2 separate regions of the Homo sapiens genome follow, and region 2 is linked to region 1. A link is an interaction called in ENCODE POLR2A ChIA-PET data of the cell type or tissue named here. Cell type or tissue: A673. All regions are shown on one strand. Links, peaks and the distances in the headings refer to the core of each region. The heading gives the core; the rest is flanking DNA. Region 1 overlaps DLG2 (discs large MAGUK scaffold protein 2). Region 2 overlaps DLG2 (discs large MAGUK scaffold protein 2).

The links. Peaks named below come from ENCODE experiments on the same cell type or tissue, not always from the same donor. Only the 100,000 strongest peaks of a DNase experiment are listed, where the experiment ranks them.
Region 2: POLR2A ChIA-PET joins it to region 1 with 10 read pairs; 2 of 35 experiments call an interaction of 5 or more read pairs at or near these places.

Annotation. Positions count from the first base shown.
Region 1 is chr11:83,747,331-83,755,674 of GRCh38, forward strand. All of the region lies in intron 18 of DLG2 (discs large MAGUK scaffold protein 2), which reads right to left. Among named protein-coding and RNA genes, the nearest start is that of DLG2-AS2, 110 kb to the left of the region's middle. In A673, for the core only: no CTCF peak of the experiment used is centred there; DNase peaks (open chromatin) are centred at 81, 981, 3,921, 7,311 and 5 weaker places; H3K4me3 peaks cover 7,015 bases; H3K27ac peaks cover 7,520 bases.
Region 2 is chr11:83,691,316-83,699,659 of GRCh38, forward strand. All of the region lies in intron 18 of DLG2 (discs large MAGUK scaffold protein 2), which reads right to left. It overlaps DLG2-AS2 (DLG2 antisense RNA 2), which reads left to right. Exons shown (of 12, transcript NR_187249.1): 8 at 706-760; 9 at 1,614-1,756; 10 at 2,417-2,495. Among named protein-coding and RNA genes, the nearest start is that of DLG2-AS2, 58 kb to the left of the region's middle. In A673, for the core only: no CTCF peak of the experiment used is centred there; DNase peaks (open chromatin) are centred at 256, 3,366 and 3,966; H3K4me3 peaks cover 3,818 bases; H3K27ac peaks cover 6,143 bases.

The DNA of each region.
Region 1 (8,344 bases), core at 16-8,015:
CCTTCCTTCCTGCCTTCCTTCCTGCCTTCCTTCCTGTCTCTCTCTCTCTCTCTCTTTTTTGACAGGGTCTGGCTCTGTCACTTAGGCTGGAGTGCAGTGGTACAATTCTGGCTCACTGCAACCGCCTCCCAGGCTCAAGCCATCCTCCCACCTCAGCCTTTCCAGTAGCTGGGACTACAGGTGGACGCCAACACACCTTGCTAATTACTTGTGTATTTTTGTAGAGATGGGGTTTCGCCATGTTGCTGGGCTCAAGCTATCCACCCTCAAGTGATCCATCCTGGGCTCAAACTATCCACACATCTTGGCCTTCCAAAGTGTTGGGATTACAGGCATGAGCCACCGCACCCGGTTTTGAATTTTCTTTATATTTATTTTATAAGCATATTTAGTTTTTATGGTTGTATTAGTGCTGCAAGTATAGATGTTTCATATGAAGTTTCTGTTTATATATATTATATATTTAAGTAATATAAACAAAAATTCTAAGCCAACCTGAGTTTACTCAAGGATTCTTTTCCTTTCTTATTTGAATTTTATTTTACAAACACTCATATAGAGCTTTCTATATACCAGATATTAAGTACTAACTCCTTGTAATAATCATATGACATAGGTATTGTTATTAGCTCCACTGTGCTGTGGAGAAGATTGAGGCACTTATAGAAATTAATAACCCATGATCACACAACAAGTAAGTGGTACAGTTGGGATTTAACAGGCAATCTGGCTTGAGAATCCCCATCTTTAATCATATAAAATGCTGCTTTCCTTTAGATAGATTCTGTATGTACTCTGTCAAGGTTTGAAAAATACCACTTTAGGAAATATGGTCTACCCTTGATACATATTCACGAGGGCTCTGTTCTTAGCTTTCTTCCCTTTACACTTGACATGTTCTCCCAGGACGATATCACTGATTACTACAGTTCTAACTATCAACCACACCTTGACTAGTTCCAGATCTCTAACTGTGGATTAGACCTGTATTCTGTTCTCAGGATGCATATAATCAACTGGACATTTTCATCTGCAACTTTCAGAGACACCTCATGTTCAACCTAGTTTAAATAAAGCCAAGCTTTCCCTTTCCCTGACTCCACTCTTACTCTAATAAGCCTGCTTTTTCTACTGTATTAGCCCTCCTGTTTAATGGTCCCACTTCCTACTCAAAATGCTCACTGTTTAGTGAAGAAGAGAGATAAACAGTCATTACAGTGAGTACATGACAATCACAGGGATATGTCCAAAATGCCATTCAGCTCAGAAAGAAACATGACTCTGCCTGAGGTAGAAGGGTCAAGGAAGGCTTCACTAAGAAGACAATGTTTAAACTGATTCACAGTAATGCCTGCTTACATTTAGAAAAGGAACTCTCATCTTTGTCCATTAGTATATAGTTTAAGGGTATCTTTTATGTGCACTATTTATATTGGCGGTAGAAAATAGAAATGTATGATAATTTTTCACTTTAGCTCCAAAATGAAATCTCTACTACTTTGTTCCCCTCCATTTCCCAGAAAAGCAGAAGTAGCAATTTTACAAGCTTTTTTTGCCATTTGAAATGAAATAAATGAAAGATAATATTTTCCGTACTCTTTTAAAAGATCAATTTATCTCTAAAACATTTTTCATACTCTAACATTTTATGGGAAAAATTCTACATAGATTTTGGTCAATTATATCAGTTTTGACTGACTCTGAGGCAGCTGCAGTATGTAGTTCATTAGTGGTCATGGCTCCCCATATGGCTTTTGTGGGTTGACCATCATAGGCAATAGGTCCTTCTAGACTTGTGCAGGTACCACATTGGAATTCTAGCAGCACAACACAGATGAGAGATGGCAGTGATGATTAGCATGGAGAGCCATAGAATCAGGTCACAGTTGCCAGAGAGGCAACCTTTTTGCCTTTCTTTTTGAAGATGTTCATCCTGATAGCGTCTCCTTCAGAAATAATTTTATTGCATAAAAGAGATGTCCATTCAAACTGCTCAAGCTAAAGTGATAATTTCCTTGTCAGGATACAGGGGTCATTTCTAGGAACCCAAGAAAAAGATGCAAATCCTGGCTTTGAAACAGTCTAGAAACAGCAACCACAAGGCCTAGGAATAAAGGGAGTTTTTCAGTTATGATCTGTGCCATTTGTCTCTCTCTTGGTTATACTGTCTCCTCTTGTTTCTTCCTGTGTCAGTTTCCCTCTTCCTTCTCTCTGCCAACCCACTTTCTCTGCACACAGAGCCCCCACCCAGCAGCTGTATTTCCAGCCTGCACCCCAGCTGTATGCCATCTTTGAGTTTAAGCACTAACAGAGAGAAATGCATCTCTAAGATGCAATTTCAAATCCTGAGGGGGTCTGATGAGTTCCTTTTGGTTCACATCTAGCTATGCACAGCGAAGTAAGATTATTTCTTAGAAATGTGTATGTAGGGACCTACACTGGGGAAAATTGGCAGATACCTTCAAATTGTCTCCTATGGGTATGTTTGTAAACACTGAAGTTTTGTTTCAAAGAGAGAACAGCCACAAAGCCTGACCTCATAAGATAAAATAAGTGAAGCGTTTTCTCTGCTTCCTAAGAATTATGCTGTTACTAATCAAAAAGACTGCCCTAATTACAGCCACCTGTGCCATTGAATAAACATAATTCTTCAGGATCAGGTTGTTATGAACTAATTTGATACATGTTACCTTTCACTTTTAGGGAGGGGGAACTCTGATTAATGCTAAGGTAAACTCATGGACAAAGACTAAAAGGGGTCACAAGAAAAAACGCTCAAGCTTGTCTTTACTCTAGTTCTTAAGTTAAAGCATCAAGAGGAACCCCCAAGATTCCCATCTGAAGCAGCTCACTGGCCCTAGGATTTAAGGCTAAAAGTCGTGTAGGATAAAGAATATGGGTTTTTCTAGTGGTGTTCATGGGAAGTCCCTCTGGCAGTTTAGTTGTTATTCTGTGACTGAGGCTAATGACCACGTATAATACTATCGACAAGTATGAGGAATGTTTTCTTAACATTCTGAATACCTGAATTGCACTGAAATCCAATATAGTTAAAGAGCAGAGTCTTCTGGTTAATCAAATATTGAGATAAGAATTACCAAATGTAGAATAATAGGACTTTTCGATTAGATAATTATGCAGTTCAGTTACCTTTAGACTCTACTCTGAGGTGCCATAGAAGCAATAGAGAGAGGCTCTACTCCTTGCTGTACCCTACATTCATCTCTACTTTCATCTGTTCTACATATAGACATTTCAAATAATGTGCCATTTGAACAAATGGTTCCATGACATTATAGATATATGAAATAAATATGCTTGCCTATGAAAACTGCTGATGTACTTCAGTCTTCTCAAGAGAAAACTGAGAGCCCCAAAAAAGTTAAATTTCCAACACTGATCAAAACATATAGAATAAAAAATAAAGAACACACTAAATATGATTATTTTTTCAATAATAATTTAAAAGGTACCTTTAGGACTTATTGTCCCAGAGTTATAGACCTCCTAACTTACAGTCCAGATATGGAGTAGACAGAGTTAGTTTATTTCTTTATGCATTTAACAAACATTTATTGACCACTCCCCGTGTATCAGATATTTTACTAGGCACTAGAGGTTCAACAGTGAGCAAAACAAGATAAACTCTCTGTCCTCACTGAACTTCTCTTCTAATGAGAGAGACAGAAAAATATGTTAGATAAGTAAAATATATATTGATAGTGTTCAATGTAAAAAGTCAGAATACAAAGCAGAGAAGTGGGATATAAAGTATATGTATACTGTGGAGGCAGAAAAGTTCTCATGTGGAAGCTAACTTTTTAATAAAGTTTGAAGAAAGGTGGTTATGCAGATACTTTCAGAAATAACATTCTTGGCTAGAGAACAGCAAGGACCTGAGCTGGAAGTGTGCCCAGTGTGTTAGAGGAACACTAGGAAGCCAGTAGGAATACAGCAGAAACAGTAGAGGAAGAGTAGCTAGAAACGAAGTCAGAGAGTAAATGGGAAATGGGAGAGAAATATATAGGAGCTTAGAGGTCAATATTAAGGACTTTGGCTTTTGCTCTGGGTGGGATAGGAGAAGTTTAGAGTAGAAGAATAAGATAATCTAACTTACATTTGTGTTGACAACAGATTGAAGGGAGAAAGAACATAACCAAGGTGACCATTAGGAGTCAGTTGCATTAACCCAGGTAATGAATGATAGTTATATGGACTAGGATAGAAAAATGAGGATGCTAAGAAATAGTCAAGCCCTGGATATAAATCTAAGGTGTAGCTGATCAAATTTGCTTATGGATCAAATGTGAAGATGAGAGAAAGGGAGAAGTTAAGGATGACATCAAGTTTTTTGGCCTCAGCAACTGGAAAAATGGAATTGCCACTGAGGTAGGAAAGATTGTAGAAGTTTCTGGTTGTAGAAAGTAGAAGATCAAAAGGTCAATTTTGGACATGCTATGTTTAAGATACTTACTAGACATTTAAGTAGAGAAGTCAAATGGGAACTAGAACACCAATATGGAGTTCTTTGGAGAGTTGTTCCAGTGTCCAGATTTCAGATAGCAATGGGAATTATTAGCATTGAGCTGGGATTTAAAATTATGACACTGCATGAGATCAGCAAGGGAGTAGGTAGAGATAAAAAAGAGAGGACTTGCCTGGCTGCGGTGGCTCACGCCTGTAATCCCAGCACTTCGGGAGGCCGAGGCAGGTGGATCACGAGGTCAGGAGATCGAGACCATCCTGGCTAACACGGTGAAACCCCGTCTCTACTAAAAATAGAAAAAATCAGCTGGGCATGGTGGTGGGCTCCTGTAGTCCCAGCTACTCATGAGGCTGAGGTAGGAGAATGGCATGAACCCAGGAGGCGGAGCTTGCAGTGAGCTGAGATGGTGCCACTGCACTCCAGCCTGGTTGACAGAGCGAGACTCTGTCTCAAAAGAAAAAAAAAAAAAAGAGGAATAAGCCAAGGGACACTCCAAATTACAGGTTTTAACAATGAAGGTGAACTTCCTTCCCTCCCCATTCCAAAACACACAGAATTGACCAGGAGAAACCAGGAGGAAAATCATCCAAGTATGAATCATATAAGCCAAGCGAATCAAGTACTTCTAGGAGAAAGGAGTGTTCAACTATGACAAATGCTGCTGATGGAGAAATATGGTGAAAATTGAAAATTGAGAAGTGACAATGGAGATCATTTGCAACACTGAGAATAAAAATTTTGGTGAGTGGTGGGGATGAACGCCAGATAGAGTGGGTTCAAAGGAGAATGGAAGAAGAGCAATTGGAGATATAAAGCACACTTTTCCAATGAGCTTTGTTATAAAGCAAGATTGTTTAATTGTTTTAAGATGGGAGAAATAGCAGTGTGAGTTTTCTCCTAAGGGATTGATTCAATAGAGAGAAAATGTTGATAATGCCAAATACAAAGAGGAATTGCTGAATTAATGTCACCTGGAATATGAGAACGAAGAAGGCATTGGCCAGAAATATGGGAAATTCATCCACAGTTCCAGGAAAGAAATTACAGATGCAGATAGATGGGCAGATGATTCTCTCTTGATTAAATAAAGTTGTTTCAGAAAAGTAGAAAGGAAGCTCAGCAGCTGACAATGAGAATGAGGAGAGTGTTGCTGAAAGTTTAAGGTAAGAGGAGAAATAAAAAGTAGTCCTTGAGGGGACAGTGAATTTACAAAGGAAATGTAGTATGATTTTTAGGTAGTATTAACTGAGACTCAGAAAGGGTAAATATTTTGACCAAGGTTATTTATCTAGCAATAGAATAAGGAATAAAACTCAGATCTCATGGCCGGGCGTGGTGGCTCACACCTGTGATCCAAGCACTTTGGGAGGCTGAGGCGGGTGGATCACTTGAGGTTAGGAGTTTGAGACCAGCCTGGCCAACATGGAGAAACTCCACCTCTACTAAAAATACCAAAATTAGCTGGGCGTGGTGGCAGGCGCCTGTAATCCCAGCTACTCTGGAGGCTGAGGCAAGAGAATCCCTTGAACCTGGGAGGCAGAGGTTGCAGTGAGCCAAGATTGTGCCACTGCACTCCAGCCTGGGTGACACAGCAAGGCTCTCTCTCTCAAAAACAAAATAAAACAAAAAACCAAAACCAAAAACTGAGATCTCTCCACTCATGGCTCTTTGACCAAATTGTTTTCCTCTATACTGTATAGCATAGTAGATGTTTATTTAGGGAGTTTCCAGGAGAAATGCAAAATTCATACTCAAGTAAAATTAAAGTTTATTTAACTCCTGTGCCAGTCATCAATTTAAAATATATATATAAAATTGATATAAAATATATCAATAAATATATATATATTTTAAATTGATATATATATCAATTTAAAATATATATAGTGTCTATTTCATATATAGACACTATATATATGATATATATATATTTCATATATGTAATATATATGATATGGCATATATATGTCATATATATGATATATCATATATATCATATATATATTTCATATATATATGATATATATCATATATATCATATATATATTTCATATATATGATATATATCATATATATCATATATATATTTCATATATATTTCATATATATAGTGTCTATTTCATAGCTTTAAATTATCGAATTACATGCCAAGTGAAATAGAGAAAAAAGGCAGTAATACAACAATTCAACCAAATCCTGCCTCTGCCCCATCCCCAATTCCCCAGTGCACATAAACAATGCTTTTGCCCTAAACATGGAGCTTATTTAGTTAAAAAATACTGGGTTTACAATTGGGGGAAATTTATCCTGAATTATCCAAATAATGATCTTTAGTTCTCTACCAGCAGAATATCTTAGAAAAATACTTGACCCCCGCAAAAAACAAACAAACAAATAAACAAAAACTGTTAAAATCAATTGTGCCCTATATTTCTTGGGGGAGGGGTGGAGTTTCTAACACTAACTTTTTAATGAGTATCTACTATTGTATAAATAGTAGTGGCAGTGGAGCACTTATTTTGCATTAAATGTCAAGTATATCCAATAAGAGGATTAGAATTGCAAATAATGAATTTGGTTTCTGTCTTGCCTAATTGTCTTTAATTTATTATGTTGAAATCTCCTATATTTAGGACTCCCATTATGGAGAAGCAGTGCATCATGCTAATTAAAGTGAGTAAATTGCAAAAGTAACATTTATCATTTGCATCAAGAAGGTAGAGGTCTCCTATCCTTACTGACAGTAAATAAAATAGGGGTCTATTCCACATGATCACTTTACATTCCTCACTTTGGTGCCTGCCTTTCTGGCCTGTGACTTGATGATTAGAGATTCAGGAGGACCAAAGGGTAAGAGCCTTACTTGTGATTGCTGAAGCTTGTCATGTAAGAGATACAAAGATTTCACTGAAACACAAGATACAGGAGGAAACAATTTGCCATGTGAAAAAGAAGTCATTAGAAAGCAAAGAGAGTGATGTGAGTTAGTTGGAGAAACAATATTGGCAAAGATATGGCCCAGGATGAAAAATATGTAATTATCAGTGATAATTTAATTTATAATTATTTATTCTAATTTCTATAATCGCTTTCATTTAAGCAAGGAAGAAAACTAACTTGCCTCCAGGAAAATATAATATTATTTTAGGTAAGTACTAGAATATGTTTCTAGCTTCTAAATACCAGCATGGTTTAAATGTCAGATTTATTTGTTGTGAGAAAATTTAAATGAATGTTGCCTATCATTAACATTCAAAAGGTAAACTGATGTGTTGCAAGATCTTACCTACTTTTACCTTATTTCAAAGAAGATTGTGTAAATAAAATAATATTTTTTAAATGTAGGTTTTAAAAATCAAGAAATAAAATAAACGTAACTATAATGAAAAAGAATACAAGTTAATATCTTTTAAATTACATTTCCAGCACAGATTATACACTTGAATGACTATAAATGGCTTTAAGCTATTCAAAATTAGTTCTACTCTGATATCGAGTTTGCGATATGTTTATCAGAACTCAAGTAAATCTGTGGGTGATGTCCACAAGCAAACGGCAAAAACTAGATATGACTGTGTTTTCATTTCAATGTAATAGTCTCATATGAATGTACATATACATATAGTATTTTTAATATAATACACTGTAAGAATCTAGACAGTATATTTAAGTTCATTAACAAAGGGTAAATATAGGAATGTTTTATTACTTTCCCAGACTCAAAAAACACTGTTTTGATTTCCACAGCCCTAAAAATTCCATAGTCATTGATTAGATAGAGTAATGGACACACATTATGATCTATAGTGTTAATTTACTGGCCAAGAATCTAAGCTATTGTAATAAATATGTAAGAGG
Region 2 (8,344 bases), core at 233-8,232, 56 kb before region 1:
CACTGTCTTCTCTGTACTCTCCTATCTAGCTTTTAATATATTTATGGCTAAGGACAGGGTAGGGTGGGGAACAGGTCAATGGAACAAAAGTACAATTCACTCATTCACAATACTTTTCATTCTCCCTCTTCGAGTCTCTCAAATACACACTTGGCCCCTGCGTATGAGGCTCTGCTGTCTCTGGCTGAGCTGAAAGTGATGAAAAGGACGTGTGATGGAATGCTGGAAACCTCATTACTGGCTCTTTGCCTACAGAAACTCAGCCAGCTTATCTTCTTTCCCAACGAACTTCAAACTTACACTGGCTCAGCTGGTTCTAGGTGCCTGTAACAAGCTGCTCTGCCCAGTGGAGATCAGAAGCCGATAGAAGATACTCTGCATATGCTTTGCTGTCCTGGAGAATATGTTCCCTTTTTTCTCATTCTCATTGTAGCAGATTCTCCAAGGGTCTCGGCCACTCCTGGGTTGTAACGTGGATACCGAAAAGTGCAAGTTACAATAATTTTTTCCTGGACGGTATCCAGAAGACCAGACATGTGAACATAATTTCTGTGGCTGCCCAATTATAGTTAGAACTTCACTTCTAAGCAAGGACAACTACACTGGCAGGACATGGACTACGTAAAGTTGTGAGAAGAGCTTTCACATATGTTAATCTCATTGACTCCTCCCCGCAAACAGGAATTTGTTATTCCCATTTTATAGATAAAGATGCTGGGACTCAAGAGGAACTAAGCAGTGTATATTTTTCATGTATCCGGTAAGTGGTAGATCTGAGTTTCAAACCTGAAGCTTTCTGACACCTAAGTGCCTGTCATTTCAGTAAAGGAGCCTGTTATAAAGAAGTCAGTTTGTTGCCATAATAGTCATTAGAAAACAAGCAAACAAACACCCCTTCCCTGCAACAAATCATGGCATGATATGACTGGGATGCAGTACAGCATAATGGAGTTCAATGATGAGCAGGGCTTAAAATTATTGGCAAATCATTTAAACAGCCTGATTCTCTGTAAATTTATCTGTAAAATGGAAGTAATAACATGCCTAACTTTTAGGATCATGGTGAGGGTTATATAAAAGAATGTAGGTATTCTGTTTATATGAAATGCCTAGAATAGGCAAATCCATATAGATGGAAAATAGATTGATGGTGCCTAGGGCTGGAGGTAGGGGGTGGGAGGAAATGAGGAGTTGCTAATAGTTATGGGGTTTCTTTTGGAGATGATGAAAATGCTCTAAAATTGTGGTGATGGTTGCACAACTCTGTGAATATAATAAAATCCACTGAATTGTATATTTTAAACAAGTGAATAATATGGTATATGAATTTAAAAATAATGTAGGTAAAGGGCTTAGCCAATGCCTGGCACAAAACAAATGCTTTATAAATGTTAATTTTTGTCATTACTACTTTGAGGCAGAGACTATCTGGTTCACCAAACTCATTTCCTCTTCTCCTAGAGCACAAAACTAGACTCTACCCTAAAAATTAGGTGTGGCCATGTGTCTGAGTCTGGGCCAAGGGAATGTGAGTTCTGGCCAATGTAAGGGAACAAGCTTGGCCCATAAAAATAATCCCCTCACAAGCCTTCATGTTATTTCCCTTCTACTAGCTTGATGCAATGAATCTTTTGGCTTCAGAGCTACATGTTGAAGATGAAGGAGCCATAGTGTGGAAAAGCCAAAGTTCCTGAATCACTGACCAGGGGAGAGTTGCCCATTAGCCAAGAAGACCGGCTTTAGACTTTCTGAGAAAGTAAATAAGCTTCTAATTGTTTAAACCTTTTTTTGAGTTTTGATTGTAACAGCTACTGGTATTATTATAACTAACATATTATTGTTAGTTTTTACAGTACCAAATTGAGGAGAAGTGTCAGCCCTTGTCACATGCCTGAAATAAATTCACTGTAGATTGGCTGACCATGCTGGGTCTGGGGGCATGAGTGCACACAGGAAAAGTTGTCTGGTGAATTTGAGCATTATTTTAGTACTGTTGAATAGTCACTGGACAGTTTGAGTGTAGTATGCAGCTTCTAATTACCTTCCCCAACTTTGGGGAAGCAGAGTCCTTGTTTTGCCCTCCAGTCCCTTCAGGAAGGGCCAAATGAACAGCAGGCAACACGCAATCAAACCGTGCATAGCAGTAGGGTGTGGGAACGGCGAAGGCAGCTCTGTGCCTGCTGCTCCACCCTTCTCTCCTACCCTTCTTTGTGGAGGACACCGTACCCTGTCCACTTCCCTTTTGATAAAAGGGAAAGTAATACAAATTAAAGATGTGACCCAATCACATTGTTTTGTCCTTGCTTAGTGCTTTTTAAAGCAGTATCCTACACTCTAAATGTGGAAGGCAGAGACAGCTTTTAGCTCTCCGGGTGAATAATGCCAAAGTATTTGATTGCTATTGTCTCTCTTTCAGAGGGTTTGCTGTCAAAAGGAAAAGCTCTGAGTCATTCTTTAGAAAAGGTGAAGAGAGGATATGCAACCACAAGCCAAAGGTGACAGATCGGAAAGGGACCAATCACTGGGAGCAGGGTTTCTCGGGTTTGTGAGCCCCTTCCCTCATGCAATTGTGTCAAATTGGGCCAAAAATGCCTTCTGTATCTTTCTCACAGAGGAGTGCTGTAAAACCCAAAGGGCATGTAAAATGAAGTACAGTCAGATCTTATAAAAATAGCTATTGATTCCTGAGTGTTTACTGTGAAGCCCTCTTACATAGCTTGTTTAATCTTCTTGACAAGCTTAATACATAAGTATTATTGGTCCACTTGAGAGCTATTGAAACTGAGGCTCAGAGGTTAAGCAAAGCCGTGTCCCCAGGATCACACAGGTAGTAAGCAACAGAGCTGGGACTCTAACTAAATCTCTCACCACCATGCCCTTCAAGGACTTCAAACAAATGAAAAGCATTAGCAAGGTAAATGGCTCTTCTGCTGGAGAATCTAGAAAGTCCAAAGCCAAAATGTCTACCCTTGCGTGGAAAGAACATCCTACAGGGCTGCCTGTGTTCAGCATATTAAGTGCCTAAGAGAATAATGAAACAGATAAGAAAAGGGAAGAACAAAGGCCATTGTCCCCGGCCCTGGAGACTAGCCTGCCTGAACATGATTCACAGTCATTCATGGACTCAGACCTCATAGATTTTGAATATCAGATCATTGCAGATAGAAATGTGAACTTCCAGATAGCAACCATATCTTCTTGCTGAAAATAGCTTCCCTCCCCCCAGCACAAAGTCATAAAGAAAGAAAAAAGAATCTTAATTTCCTTCTGCTTCCTGTTTGCCAGACTGTTCCTTTCTTCCTTCAACCTCACGGTCCCATTGTTTCTCTTATTTCTTCCTAGTATGCTCTATTTAAACCAGATGGAGCAGTAGCATTTTGAAGCGATTTTTGAACCCAAGGGACTCGCGTCATAAATAAATAAAACAAATGAACACTTTAGCAATTGGCAAATCAGGCAGGAATGGGTTTAACAACGGAGCTGGAAATGTAGCTGAAAATCTACTCCACGATGAAAGATCGGAATGTGGCACAAGTTCTTTTCACCGAATAGGTAACCACACTGACTTCTTTCAGTAAACTGGGGGCTAAAGAGAGACGCAGTGGGAAGGCAGTGGCAAAGAGCTTCAGAGACACATTCAGTGGCCCCGTCTACTTTGCATTACCAATATGCTGATACATTATCCCATGGTTGCTACGAAATATTTGTTCACCACCTATAAAAGTAAGGCATTTTCAAGAGCTGGTTTTCTTTAAATACATTCTCTTTCCTTTAAGTCTTACATAATTCAACTATCATTCCATGTGAGGCTTAATTTAAAGAAAACCATAAGTTGAGTTAATTCACTGTGAAGGGTTATGGAAGCTATATTTATTCCAGAGAGTCAGCAGCAGTGTAATGGAGCATCTATTATATGCCTGACCTAGTGCCAGGTTCTGGGAATACAAACATGAATAGCCCAGCCCCTGCCCTTAAGACGTTCACAGAACTGGGAGGATTCACAAACTAAGTGAAAGTGAAAGGCCTGTTACCGCTATTAAGATAGAAGAAAATATATGAGGTGCTTAGCGATCACCTCTAATGAGGGAGAAATTATGTGTGGGGAGGGGAAGAGGATAGAGTTTGTGATTCAGTAAAAGAGTCCTAGCTGGGTGCAGTGGCTCACGCCTCTAATCCCAGCACTTTGGGAGGCCGAGGTGGGTGGATCACCTGACGTCAGGAGCTCGAGACCTGTCTAAGATGTTGAAACCCTGTCTCTACTAAAAATACCAAAATTAGCTAGGCATGGTGGTGGGTGCCTGTAATCCCAGCTACTTGGGAGGCTGAGGCAGGAGAATCACTTAAACCTGGGAGGTGGAGGTTGCAGTGAGCCGAGATGGTGCCACTGCACTCCAGCCTGGGTGACAGAGTGAGACTCCATCTCAAAAAAAGAAAATCCTCAAAAAAAGAAAATCCCCTGTCTGTCTACCTAGAAGGCCTAAGAAGCTGTTAACCAAGGGAGAAGAGGTTGAGATGATGGTCTGGGCAGAGAGCACAGGAGGAATTGGGACAGGCTCCACCGTGATGTGAAACAACCTGAAGGTTATGGTCACTGTAGACATTTGAACCCAGCTGGAAAACAGACTGAGGAGAGAAATGAGAGGCAGGCTTGGGAGTCACGGGGTGGATCATTCTCTGTCATGTGGGTCAGGGGACTCCATCCCATAGGCCATGGGAGCCTCTGTAAGACTTTAAACAGCAGAGTGAACATGATCTGATTTGCACTTTAGAAAATCACCTTGGCAACCAGGTGGAGGATGGACTGGAGGTGTTGAGGCTGGGAGCATAGAGAACAGTTAGGAGGCAATGGCAGCAGTCCAGGTAGGAGGGATAGGGCCTGATCTTAGATGGCAGCAGTGGGAATGTAAAGAAAAGAAGGGAGAACTAATATTAGGAAGGAGAAAATCTGGGCTGGAGGTAATGAAATCTAGATTCTAATCCTAGCTTTGGCACAATCTCTTAACGTGACCTTAGATAAGCTCTTCCTTTTCTGGACCCTGTTTCCCAACGTGGCAGGTGAGAGGGCGACATTTTGTGGCTATATGAGAATGCACTTTATATATGTACTTGGTTATTATTATTTACTCATTAGGTAAGCCAGCCAGTCAGTCAGTCAGTAAAGGCACTCATTCCTTGAGTCACAGTTTTGGGCATCTTGATATGAAAAAGCAAAATGGTAGTACAAAAAAATCCAACCAAGGGAATGAGGAGACTTGAAGTCCATAAGCATTTACTGATGATACATTAAGTACAAAATGTACATCATAATCTACTATAGATATAATGGAAACAGAAATGACCAAGATGTGTTCTCTACCTTCCGAGAGGGAAATGAGGCAGCCTATGATTAATTCAATTAAACAAATATTGAGTAAATGACTATGTGCAGAGTATTGGGTCTGTCATAGTAAGGAAACAGAGAAATAGGACATGGTCCCTAACATGAAGGACTTCGTAGTCACAAATGGAAGAAAAGTGATACTGCTATTGGAGAGTTGCAAAGCACTATGGGAGCCCAAGACAAAAGAGAATATGTACCAAGTCAAAAATCCATTTTTAATTTTCGCCATAGTAAACAGAAATATAATTTCCCTTTCTGTGGTTCAATGCTGCTAAAAGCACCTTCAGAAAAGCAGATGAAAGAAGAGATCATTCATTTTACTCTAAACAAAAATTTTTCTGTGGGTGAGGTCCTATACTAGGTGTTCAACGTAAGAATAACAAGACATGCTCTTTGCCCTCAAAGAAATGAGTCAGTGTTTGTAACATTTTGAATTCTGGGGAGGAGAAAGTAGAAGTTTGGTTCTACTTTTTCTACCTAACAATTCAAAGTGCCTTGAACAGTGCTTAGCACAAAGTAGGTGCTCAATAAATGATCAACTGAAGTGAACAATATTAAATTTGCTACTTAAAGAAAGAAAATGAAGTTGACTCTAAAATAACAAATACTTGACCTCTAATTATCCAAAGAATACATTTAGGAAAGATTACTTTTATGTAAGAAGTCATGAGTAATTAATCAAACCACAGGCCACTGGCTTGTTGTAATACTAATTCAAACAAGGTTTCTAAGCAGCAGGTCTCTACTCCCAAAGTCTTGGGAAGCAGATGGTACCTAATTGCTTTAAGGGGCATTTGGTTGACCACACTTAGTTCTTTAAGCCAGAGTAAGTTCAGTTTTTTGAACTCTCCTTAAGACAAATCAACCTCCAACCCCTTACGTATAACAAGCTGATCTGTTTCTAAACATGTAAGCTAGAAAGACCAAACTTGGGAATGGTGTTGCTTAGAAAGAAAAAGTTATGTCTTCGGGGCATGGCAGGGGGATTCTACTAGCAGCCTGGCCAAGAAAAGTTGCTGACTTGGCATATAAGGTATGTAAAAAGCTTTAATAAAATTAAAGGTGCTAACAATGCAGGTGGGATTTAAAAAGAACATGCACCACATTGTGATATTTTTTCAAGAACAGAGAGGCCCAGAATATTGAGATACCAGCTGGTAAGAATTATGACATTTACTTTAAAATCTTTGGCCAGTAAGAAGTGATTCTAAAAGACTTGCAATGGGTTTGGCTCATGGTCTCTGAACCTTGTTATAGGCCAACTTGATAAAACACAGTGATTTCACATAGGAGCTTTTGATTACAGACTGGCTTGATTGTCATCAAGTCTCTGCCATTCACTAGCTGCTACAAACTTGGATAAGTCATTGAGTCTCACTTAAGCATCAATGCCATCTGTAAATGAAGACTATGATGAATAATGTCACAGGGTTGTGATGGGGAGTACATGAGATAATAGAGGTAAACAGCTTAGTACAGTGCCTGGCATATAACAAGTATGGTGACTATTACTATTATAATTATGTTTGCTGAGAGGGAAATGTTCTTTCCAAAATTGGCTAAAAACCCTGTTTCAAACATTTCTGAGACTGAAATGAAATATATAGATGATAGGTTTGCAGAAATGGCAGTGGGTGTTTCATTTTCATATAATTATAATGTGCAGAAGAACATAGCAGCATCTTATGCCAATCATGAATCTTTTCTCATAGTAAAATTATTTTGTGAGTGAACCTGAACTGTATGTACAATGTCTTACTAAATATGTACTTCCATGTGACATTTGGTATCATGGGTTTCTTCTGAATTCTATTTGATGATAAAATATAGAGAAACCTAGCCTGGAAGGACCTCAATGTAGATATCATCTCTGTCACTTAAGGACTGTAAGCTCTGGCAAAACAAAAACTTTCTGATCCTCAGTATACACATCTGTAAAACAGGTATAATAATTGTACTATAGTTAAATGGTTTTGAAAGAATTTCATGAGATGATAATAATATCTTTACTGAGTTTTTGCCATGTGCCAAGCTCTGAAAGCCTATCCTAAATTATCTCTTCTCATCCTACGTTATCTCTTCCACATCCTATGTTATCTCTTCCACATCCTATGTTACCTTCCAGAGTGTGGTTGTAAAGTCAGGGTCTGCGGCCAAGAGTTCAGAACCCGCCAGGTGGGATCAGGTGATTAGAGAGGCAGAGGGCTGCTAAATGACAGCCAAAAATATCAGTAGCTTTTGCTGCATTCAAGAGAGAGCTGCATCTTTGACATGTGAGAAGTGGGCTGCAGGTAGACGTCCAGCAGGGGCAGAAAAAAAATAGTTCTGAATATATGCAAACATCAGAAACTTTGGGACCTGTGATCATGCCCTAGGTTTCCAAAGCTTATTACAAATAACTGCTTCCAAATATCTGTCTAGAGAAGACGTCTAAAGGGCCCCAATAAAGGCAGATAGGAGCATAAGGATAGATGTCCCCAATATATCACATGAGTTAAAAAGGATGTAAAGAAGAAAACAAAGCACATCAACCTGCTCTGCTCCAAGTTAAAGTTATTTAGCTCCTGGAACTGGTTTCATCTTTAAAATTGAGATAATAAAACTATGGCACAATTCACATTGGGCTACTCCACACTTGTAAGAAAGAATGGAGAAGCTTTCTATGTACTGATACATAAAGATCTCCAAGACACATCATTAAGTAAAAAATAATAATAATGGCTGGGCACAGTGGCTCACGCCTGTAATCGCAGCACTTTGGGAGGCTGAGGCAGGCGGATCACGAGGTCAGGAGATCGAGACCATCCTGGCTAGCACAGTGAAGCCCCGTCTCTACTAAAAATACAAAAGAAAAAAAAAAAAAAACTAGCCGGGCGTGGTGGTGGGTGCCTGCAGTCCCAGTTACTTGGGAGGCTGAGGCAGGAGAATGGAGTGAACCCAGGAGGTGGAGCCTGCAGTGAGCAG